Regions from separate parts of the Homo sapiens genome. Here all the other regions are linked to region 3. Evidence: chromatin contacts called from ENCODE Hi-C or POLR2A ChIA-PET data. All regions are on one chromosome and are shown on one strand. The core of a region is the stretch at or near the end of the contact, and the rest is flanking DNA. Distances in the headings are between cores, read along the strand shown. Region 1 has its middle 23 kb from the start of LINC02310. Region 2 has its middle 52 kb from the start of LINC02310. Region 3 holds the start of FRMD6 (FERM domain containing 6).

Evidence for each region. A loop is a pair of places that touch in the nucleus more often than their neighbours do. ChIA-PET counts read pairs that join two places held with the same protein, here RNA polymerase II (POLR2A). Pooled maps may share reads with other maps.
Region 1: a loop to region 3 is called in a map of naive thymus-derived CD4-positive, alpha-beta T cell, with 5 times the contacts of the local background. The contact joins the enhancer-like site here to the promoter of FRMD6 in region 3. A Hi-C loop is called at or near these places in 4 of 168 maps with a recorded cell type or tissue (Right ventricle myocardium inferior, heart left ventricle, heart right ventricle and 1 more), 1 of 37 single-sample maps with no recorded cell type and 5 of 50 pooled maps. POLR2A ChIA-PET finds 5 or more read pairs at or near these places in 4 of 52 experiments (BJ, IMR-90, MCF 10A and 1 more).
Region 2: a loop to region 3 is called in a map of endothelial cell of umbilical vein, with 5 times the contacts of the local background. The contact joins the enhancer-like site here to the promoter of FRMD6 in region 3. A Hi-C loop is called at or near these places in 10 of 168 maps with a recorded cell type or tissue (Caco-2, IMR-90, MCF 10A and 7 more) and 6 of 50 pooled maps. POLR2A ChIA-PET finds 5 or more read pairs at or near these places in 4 of 52 experiments (AG04449, AG04450, BJ and 1 more).

Annotation. Positions count from the first base shown.
Region 1 is chr14:51,418,388-51,421,424 of GRCh38, forward strand. It overlaps a transcript of FRMD6 not described here. Among named protein-coding and RNA genes, the nearest start is that of LINC02310, 23 kb to the left of the region's middle. Within about 2 kb of position 1,509, at least 4 of the 41 ENCODE cell types and tissues checked have a DNase peak (open chromatin) inside an H3K27ac peak, as active enhancers do.
Region 2 is chr14:51,447,787-51,450,741 of GRCh38, forward strand. It overlaps a transcript of FRMD6 not described here. Among named protein-coding and RNA genes, the nearest start is that of LINC02310, 52 kb to the left of the region's middle. Within about 2 kb of position 1,430, at least 4 of the 41 ENCODE cell types and tissues checked have a DNase peak (open chromatin) inside an H3K27ac peak, as active enhancers do.
Region 3 is chr14:51,650,617-51,653,692 of GRCh38, forward strand. It overlaps FRMD6 (FERM domain containing 6), which reads left to right and starts at 1,294. Exons shown (of 14, transcript NM_001267046.2): 1 at 1,294-1,380. FRMD6-AS1 (FRMD6 antisense RNA 1) reads right to left here and starts at 1,128. Exons shown (of 1, transcript NR_037676.1): 1 at 1-1,128. RefSeq lists an enhancer at 297-915 and silencers at 888-957, 1,088-1,537, 1,748-1,837, 1,848-1,907, 1,918-2,067.

The DNA.
Region 1 (3,037 bases), core at 259-2,758, 230 kb before region 3:
TAGTTTTCCTTCCAGCACTCAGGTCCCTCAGCTGCAGGTCTGTTGGAGTTTCCTGGAAGTCTACTCCAGACCCTATTTGCCTGGGTATCACCAGTAGAGGCTGCAGAACAGCAAATATTGCAGAACAGCAAGTATTGCTGCCTGATCCTTCCTCTGGAAGCTTCATCCCAGAGGGGCACCTGCCTGTATGAGGTGTCAGTCGGCCCCTACTGGGAGGTCTCTCCCAGTTAGGCTACACGGGGGTCACGGACCCACTTGAGGAAGCAGTCTGTCCATTCTCTGAGCTCAAACACTGTGCTGGGAGAACCACTGCTCTCTTCAGAGCTGTCAGACAGGGACGTTTAAGTCTGGAGAAGCTTCTGTTGCCTTTTATTCAGCTATGCCCTGCTCCCAGCGGCAGAGACTACAGAGGCAGCTGGCCTTGCTGAGCTGTGGTGGGGTCCACCCAGTTTGAGCTTCCATGGCCACTTTGTTTACCTACTTAAGCCTCAGCAATGGCGGATGCCCCTCCCCCTGCCAGGCTGCTGCCTTGCAGGTTGATCTCAGACTGCTGCGCTAGAAGTAAGCAAGGCTCTGTGGGCTTGGGATCCACCAAGCCAGGCACGGGATATAATCTCCTGGTGTGCCATTCACTAAAACCATTGGAAAAGCACAGTATTTGGGTGGGAGTGTCCTGTTTTTCCAGGTACCATCTCTCATGGCTTCCCTTGGCTAGGAAAGGGAGATCCCCCAACTCCTTACGCTTCCTGTGTGAGGTGATGCCCCGCCCTGCTTCAGATCACCCTCTGTGGGCTGTGCCCACTGTCCAACCAGTCCCCGTGAGACGAACCAGGTACCTCAGTTGGAAATGCACAAATCACCAGTCTTCTGTGTCAGTCACACTGGGAGCTGCAGACTGGAGCTGTTCCTATTTGGCCATCTTGGACTAATTTTTGTATTTTTAATAGAGATGGGGTTTCACCATCTTGGCCAGGATGGTCTCAATTTCTTGACCTCGTGATCTGCCTGCCTGTAATTCCAAAGTGCTGGGATTACAGGCATTAGCCACCATGCCCAGCTGCCATGGTCAAATTTTAACAGAAACACCTTAAAAGATCTTACAGGTCACTAGGAATTTCCTTGTGGGCAAAATATGGGGGAGGCATGTAGCTTTTCCTCTTGTAACAATCTTCTTTAGGAACCAAATGAGGGAGGCAGGTTTGTGTGATCCAGTTCCCAGCTTGACTTTTCCACTTGGCTTAATGAGTTTGGGGTCCCAAGATTTAATTTCCTTTCAGAAGACCTATCTGAAAGTCTCTGAAATTAGTAGAATGAGTTCAGACACTGTCTAGCCATCTCCAAGCTTATTTGATTTTCTTTCAAAGAATACCCACAAAGGTCTACAATCTCTTGTGTTGTTAGGTGTGGCCATGTGAGTTCCTTCTCTTGTTAGGTGTACTCATGTGACTTCCTTCCCTCATTTGGTATAGTCACGTGACTTCCTGCCCTTGCTAGGTACAGTCATGTGACTTCCTGCCCTTGTTAGGTGTGGTCATGGGACTTCCTGCCCTCGTTAGGTGTGGTCATGGGACTTCCTGCCCTCGTTAGGTGTGGTCATGTGACTTCCTGCCCTCGTTAGGTGTAGTCATGTGACTTCCTGCGCTTTTTAGGTGCGACTGAGTTCTGGCTAATAAAATATCGTGAAAGTGAAGCACATTCACTTCCCAGGCATGTGCTCTTTGGTCTGCATGTCAAGGCCCAAGGCAACCTTGTCACAGATAAAGTAACAGATCCTTTATCTCTCAGAGTCCCTGAATAACTGCATGGAACAAAGACTGTATATGAGAGAGAAATATACTTCTATTATGTAAAGTCACTCTACTACTATTGTCACAGCAGCTAATATGAACTAATGCAAGACGTGGTTAAAAAATTTGGGCACTATAACAACAAAAACTAAAACATACAGTACTGTCTTCATAGTTGGAGAGCAGGCAGCCAGAAAACTGATATTGAGGGTTAGAGGGATGGAGACTTATGACTAGTAATGGCAAAACATTTGGGAAAATGTCAGTGATAACTTTTAAGTTAGACAAAATGCTTATTGGGCTTATAGTTCTAAGGAAAGAAATGGAATAAAAGAATGTTAGTACACTTGGCCCTCCACATCTGTGAGTTCCTCATCCATGGATTCAACCAACCACATATCAAAAATACTTGGAAAAAAATGGATGCTTGCATTTGTACTGAACATGAACAGACTTTTTCCTTATCATTCCCTAAACAATACAGTGAAACAGCTATTTACATAGCATTTACATTGTATTAGGTATCATAGTAATCTAGATATGATTTAAAGTATAAAGGGTGATGTGTGTAGGTTATATGCAAATACGGTACCATTTTATTTTATTTTATTATTGTTTTGAATGGAGTCTCGCTCTGTCACCCAGACTGGAGTGCAGTGGCACAATCTCCACTCACTGCAGCCTCTGCCTCCCGGTTCAAGTGATTCTTCTGCCTCAGCCTCCCGATTAGCTGGGACTACAGGTGTGCCCCACCACACCTAGCTAATTTTTTTGTGTGTTTTTAGTAGAGACGGGTTTCACCATGTTGGCCAGGCTGGTCTTGAACTCCTGAGCTCAAGTGATCCACCCCCTCAGTCTCCCAAAGTAATGGGATTACAGACGTGAGCCACTGTGCCGGCTGTTTTTATATTCAAGACTTGAGCATCCATAGATTTTGGTATCCATGACAGTCTTGGAACCAATCCCCTACAGATACTGAGGGACAACTGTACTGTATGTGTGTTGACAGCAGCTACATTTTGCAAGGCTTTAGGAGACAGCACTTAAGCAAAAACTGACCAGCTCAAAAGCAGAAATGAAAGAAAACAGGGTTCAGGAATCTGAGGATTGAGAAGTAGGAAAAGCTGACTGCCACTGGATTGAAAGCAGCAGGAAAATAAGTTGAAAAAAGATTTTGAGAAGTTAAAGCCCTTCAAGACTCAGTCCTAAGGCCAAGACTTCATTAAGGGTGTGGTGTTCTGTCCCAAGCC
Region 2 (2,955 bases), core at 180-2,679, 200 kb before region 3:
CACCCCTCAACACCACCATCCATGCACGATTAATGCTCCTCCCTTAGCTTTCTCAAAGCACCTTACTTATAACTTTAAATCCCTATCATGGCCAAAATTATTTTCTTATTGCTTTGACGTCATATGATTCTAGCTTGGCAGTTATGTACTGTCTTGAAGATACTACTCCCCTGTCTTTTCTGGCTTAATGCTATCACAGAGAAGCTTGTATTGTTCTAATTGCTATTCCTTTGTAGGAAATGTGTCTTTTCTCTTTGGATACTTTTAAGATAATCTCTGTGTTTGGTGTTCACAGTCTCACCATGATGGATTGTTTGCAAATTTCCTTGTAGTTAATATATTTGGGATTTTTTGGAATTCCTAATGTTTGAGAAATCCTCAGTTATTATCTCTTTGAATATTATTTCTTGATCATTCTCTTTATCATCTCCTTCTGGATTTCCAATTATATAGATAGCATTCATTCTTACTGTATTCTCCATATGTCTTTAACCATTATAGCAAATATTTCCATTGCTTTATCTGTCTGGGTTGCATTCTGGATAATTTATTTGCATTCATGTTCCAGTTCACTAATCTATATTTAGGTGTGCATGTGTCTAATTCCATACATTAAAGTTGTAAGCTCCTTACAGTGAGGGACTGCATCTATTTCATCTTGGTTTCATGACTAGTACACAGCCGGTGATAAATAGTGTTTGCTGAAATGAATTTGTTGGCATGTCTGAGAAGCAATTGTTAAGCTGATCTTCCTGTGTAATCCGAGGTAGAAATATATGCTGAAATATAAGTTAGTTACCCATTGGCAAGGAAAGAGGGACCATGGTCATTTAGCGCTTACAGTAATGGCATATGGAACTGGTTGGCTTGTACTGCTCTGTCTGTAGTTCAAGGGCAGGTTAGGTCAGGCAGAAGCATGTGACACGTGTGTTCAAAAACCATGGCCAAGCCAGGGTCTCTCTTCTTCAAATAAAACTCCTAAATACCATCCCACTTATGCAATAAAACTTGGGGCAGGAAATGAAACATTTGAATTGGATACCTCCCCCAGCTCGTCGTGGGTATAATCTTGACATTCTCTCTCACTTAAAAATGCATGAAGGAAGGTTACCACCAAGGAAAAGGAGTTTGGTAAGCCTCAAAAAGCTTGTTCAGACTAGTCATGGTACCTCATCTCAGGCACCAGGTAAATGGGACAAGGGTAGGCAAACAATGCCTGCAGTCTGCCTTTAGAAAAACCTGATGCTGCTTGTAATCATGCAGCCCATCATGTTTCATTAAAATAGAGATTCATCTCTGCTGTTGTTACAGAGCAGATGTCTGACCCTCAGTTGCTGTACCCAGCTGCTGGTGGCCACAGTCATGCACAGGCAGGGTCACAGTCCAGAAAAGATATGCATGACTTCAGAGGGAGTTTCCTGGAGTGTTTTTGGCAAGAGGGAAAGGGATAGTGGGAAGGCCAAGCTCTCCCTGTGGCAGTCAGTGTCTGGCATTTAGCCATTCTTCAGTGGGAGGTTCTTCAGGAGAAACATGAAAATCAGTCTTCAGGGTAGTTCAACAAAAGAGCATGGTGGTGATTTTGAGATTCCACCCAATGAGAAAGGAATCTCAGTGCACAGTGGATTTTCCCATCACAGCTTATGGGATTATCAGGCTAATCTGCACCTTCTCTTGTCTGTCAGTGCTGCTGCAGAACAGTTCCAAAGCCACAAAGAAGGAGCTGGCCCACTGTTCCAGAGAAGGCCATCTGAAACAGCAGGAGGCCCTGGAGTCCCTCTTTGGCAATTCTGAATTGAGTATGTTGGGTGGTATCTGTAGTGATCCCAAAGAGTGTCACCAAATTCTCTCAATTAAATTAATTTTAATTAACTTTATTATTAATAAAAAATTATCAAAAAGCATATAGTAGCAGTATCTGATAGAGCCAAACATTCAAGAGTGACTGTGGAAGCCTGGAAGTCAGGAAGCTTGGCTGAATTAAATCCAATAAAACACAAACCCACAGCTGATGGTTCCTGGGTCCCACAGGAACCCCCCAGCTCTTGGGTCCACATAGGGGAACAGATGGCAGCACCAGTAGGTCATACTCTGATTTCCTCTGCCTAGAAATCTGCTCCTTTATCACAGCTGGGGATTTCAGCTATTCCTGATGGCAGCGATTTCCATCTGGGCCTGTGGTGAAAAATAAACTTTTCCTGAACCATTAAAATTCATAAAGCTGTTAACAGTTAAGATGTAAAAAGCTCTTGAGATGTCTCTGTGCATGTGATTGTTGTCTGTTTACTGTGAAAACAATCATACCTGTGGCAAAAATTCAATATACTTATAAAATTGAATCTCTCGTGTCAAGATCCTGTGACTTACTGCCACAGAGGTAAGAAGAAAATGAGATAGCAGTGAGGAAAGTGCTAGTTTGAAGATGATAATATCACTACCATCTTCTCTTAGAGCTCTTCAGGGAAAATGTAGGAAAGAAAATTTAAGATAAAATTCTTTGAGTTTCAAAAATTGAGGATAGGAATTACAGCATGAAAATTTAGATATTAGATAGAAATCTAGACAGAAAACCAGACCAGAATTTTTTGGGCAGTGTGGGTTTCTTGTTTACCCTAAACATTCTGGGGCAACCAAGTTGGTCTCTAAACCATCAGTTCACTATTTAAGGAAAAACAAATGCCTAGAAGCTCTTCCAAATGAAGCTCATTCAAAAGATTCTGCCAGCAGTTCCCCACCAGGGTCGAGGAGAGATGCAGGCTCCCAGTGAGATGTGGGCTAAGATGGTAACAGGTGCTCTCTCATGAGGTCAGCTACCACACAAAATAGGAATCTAACGTTTCCAGATATTTAGTTTTCTCAAGAGAATCTAGAATTTGGGATTTTTGTATGAGATCTCATGATTTTTAAACATTGATATATAAAAAAATAAAAAGCCATCATTTGGGCCAAACAAACCAT
Region 3 (3,076 bases), core at 44-2,543:
GATCTCCTGACCTCGTGATCCGCCCGCCTCGGCCTCCCAAAGTGCTGGGATTACAGGCGTGAGCCACCGCGGAGCAGGGCAGTTTTAAAGTTGACTTCTGAGAGCATCAGATTTTGGATAGTGTCCTTTCTCAGGTCCTGTTTCCTTGTCTCCTCATCCCATTTTAAAAGCCAGACACATAAACCCCGGCACTCCTTTAGCGAAGGGCTCAGTGAGGGCGTTTTTGCCACCCGTGGCCAGGGGTCATTGGGTCAGCAAAGTCAGAGGAAACCTAGAAAGGCAGAAGCCCAGGAGGTTGACGCCCTGCGGGTCTAGGGGCCAGGTGCTGGGTGTCTCTCCTTTCGTGTGCGGTTCCCAGCAGCAGGTCCTGGTGGGCGCAGACTGACCGGAGAGGTGTGGCTCGCCCCCTCCCCAGACCCCGAGGTGGCAATGAAACCTCCATCTCCTGGCTTGATTCCTTGTGCTATAAAAAATCTTCCACTGGCCCTTTGCATCTCTCGCCCTCCATCCCCCAAAGCCACTATCGGGAGGGGACAAAAATAATTTCTGAGGGGCCATGGGCACTAAAACCACAGCAGACAGAGGCTGTGTCTACCTGAGGAACTGGAGAGGTAGAATTAGAGGGGGAGGCTGGGCATCCTCGGCGGCGCCCCCTCCATCCAGCGTGAAACCCACGAGGCGCGGCGTCTCGAGTGGCGGGCGGGCAGGGGGCTGCAGGATTCACGAAGCCACCTCCGCCGGGGACCGCCTTCTCTCGGAGTGGCCTCCCCTCCGGCGTTCCGCTTTAGTAAGACGACACTCAGGCCAAACAGCCGCCCCCGGCCAGCCCGACTCGGCTCTGGAGGGAGCGCCCCGAGGGAGTCCAGCCGGAGGCGGAGAAGGCCACTCGGCCAGAAGGTGGGGAGCCGCCGGCGTCCCCTCGCACCTCCGTCTCCACAGCAGGGGGAAAGGCCCTGATCGCCGTGGTCCACACCACCGCGTCCACCTGAGGCTCGCCTCGCTTCCTGGGTCCCTAGAGGGGTGGCGTACTCCGCTTTCTCCTGCCCCCAAGTGGCCGCACCCCTCCGCGGGACGCTTGGTTGGGTCCAGGGCGGGGCGGGCGGGCGCTCCCCGTACTGCCGCGAGCTCAGCGCGCAGCTCCCGCGGCTCGGCTGCCGCCGCGGCCAGTTGGGGCGGGTCGGGGGCGGGGTCTCAGGGGGCGGGGATTCGGGGGGGCGGGTCGGGTCGGGAGGCGTGGGTGGGGGGCGGGGCGGACGCGGAGCGCCCCTCTGGCTGGCGGGGCCAAGGGGCTGAGAGGAGTGGGGCAGGCTCGGCGCCGGTAGGAAGAGTCAGAGGGGTGACCAGAGAGCCCAACGCCTGGTGCTCAAGACTTTCTCCGAGGTATGAACAAGAACCAGGCGTCTGGGCCCTTTCCGCTCGCCCCATCGCTCAGCCGCCGCGCCCCGGACGCCCGCTGTGCCCCCTGCCGGCGGGGCGGCGGCGGGACTGGGTTTCGGGAGGGTTTCTGGAAGTCGCGAGTCCCAGCGAAGGCAGTGCACCGCTCTCCGCCTCTTTCTTCGCCTTCTTCTCGCTCCCTTAGCTCTGGGTGTCGGGCACCGGTGGTAAGGTCGCTTCTCCGTGAGTCGGAGGTCGCTCACTCTGGGACGGGCGGACGAGGCCCTAGGGCAGCCGAGCCCGGCAGCGGGGGAGGCGTGGAGCTCGGGGCGGCTTCAGCGGCGGGGGCGGGAGGCTGGTCCTGGCTGCAGACTGCGCGCCTGGGCTCCGTGCGCGGTCCCTGGTTCTCTGCATCGCGGAGGTCCCCGGATCACAGGGCTCCCTGGCGGGCCCCGGCACCCAGGTCTGTGTCGCTGTGGCTGGGCGCCGGGACTAGCACCCGAGTCCCGCGCTCCCGGGGGCTGCGCCGTGCCGCCTGTTGTGCGCGCGCAGAGGCCGGACAGCCCGGCTGCGGGAAGGGACCCGAGCGCAGGGTCTGCCCCGCGTCCCGGAAAGTGCCTAGTCTGCGGAGCCGGAGGTTGAGCTGGGGCAGATCGGCGCCAGACGGGGGCCTGGGTGAGATACGAGTTGGGGGTGCGGCCTGCAGAATTTGGGTTTCTGGAGGAGCTTACGGCGCGCTGGCGGAGCCCCAGGCGAACAGGAGCACCGGATTCGGCTCCGGGAGGGCCAGGCACTGTCAGGTATGGACAGCTGCGGTCCACCCGTGTAAGTGTAAAGTCTACAGAGATTAAAACAACACCTCGAGTCCTGGGACAGCATAACCTAATGGTGCGGGCGTTTTCTTAAAGGCACGAATAGATGGGAAAATGTCAAAATAAGCATATTTTAAAGTTGAAAGCTGGCAGATTTTCAGGCCGTGTAGTTGTGTAGCTAGTGTCCAAAGAAATATTAGCTCGTTTTCCCCCTTAACACCTTTTCATTTTTATTTTTTTACGCAAAATCTGTTTTGCCAGTATTTCCCTCAGGAGCTGTGCATTGCTCACAGCAGGGAAGGAAAACTTCAGCAAGCGTTCTCAGGTTGCTTCTGACTTCCAGCCTGTGCTCTCCAGCATTTCTGAATGTGGAGAAAAAGTATCTCTTGCTGGATTTTCCGAGTATGATTCCCTTCTGTTCTTCTCTGGGACCGGGCAATGTTTGTTTATGGGTTTTATAAGCATCTATTTAAATTTAGTTTTTGCACGAAATACTCCCTCTTGCCACAGGGTGTAGTTTGGGGTTTAGAAAATGCTGTTGGAGAAAGCTGCTAGTGGCTTCATTTTCCAAGAATGTAAGTCATTTCCTTTCTGTGATTTCAGGGAGTTGATATTTCACAGCATCAAAACTTTGTGGGGAAAATTTTCCGTAATACATCTGTCATTAAAAAGGCTTGTGACTTTTGGGTTTCCTTCTTAGAGCAGTGCATGAATTTAGGTTCAGCAGTGTTAAAGGATGAGAAATTTTTTTTTAGAATTTAGAGCATTATGAGACTATTGTAGAAATTTTAACTACCAGGACCTACAGGATGGAGAGTGGGGGAGGGGAGAAGACCAGAAGAGAGGCAGGAAAACAGATGCCTTTGCTGATGTCCTTTGTAGTATAAAAC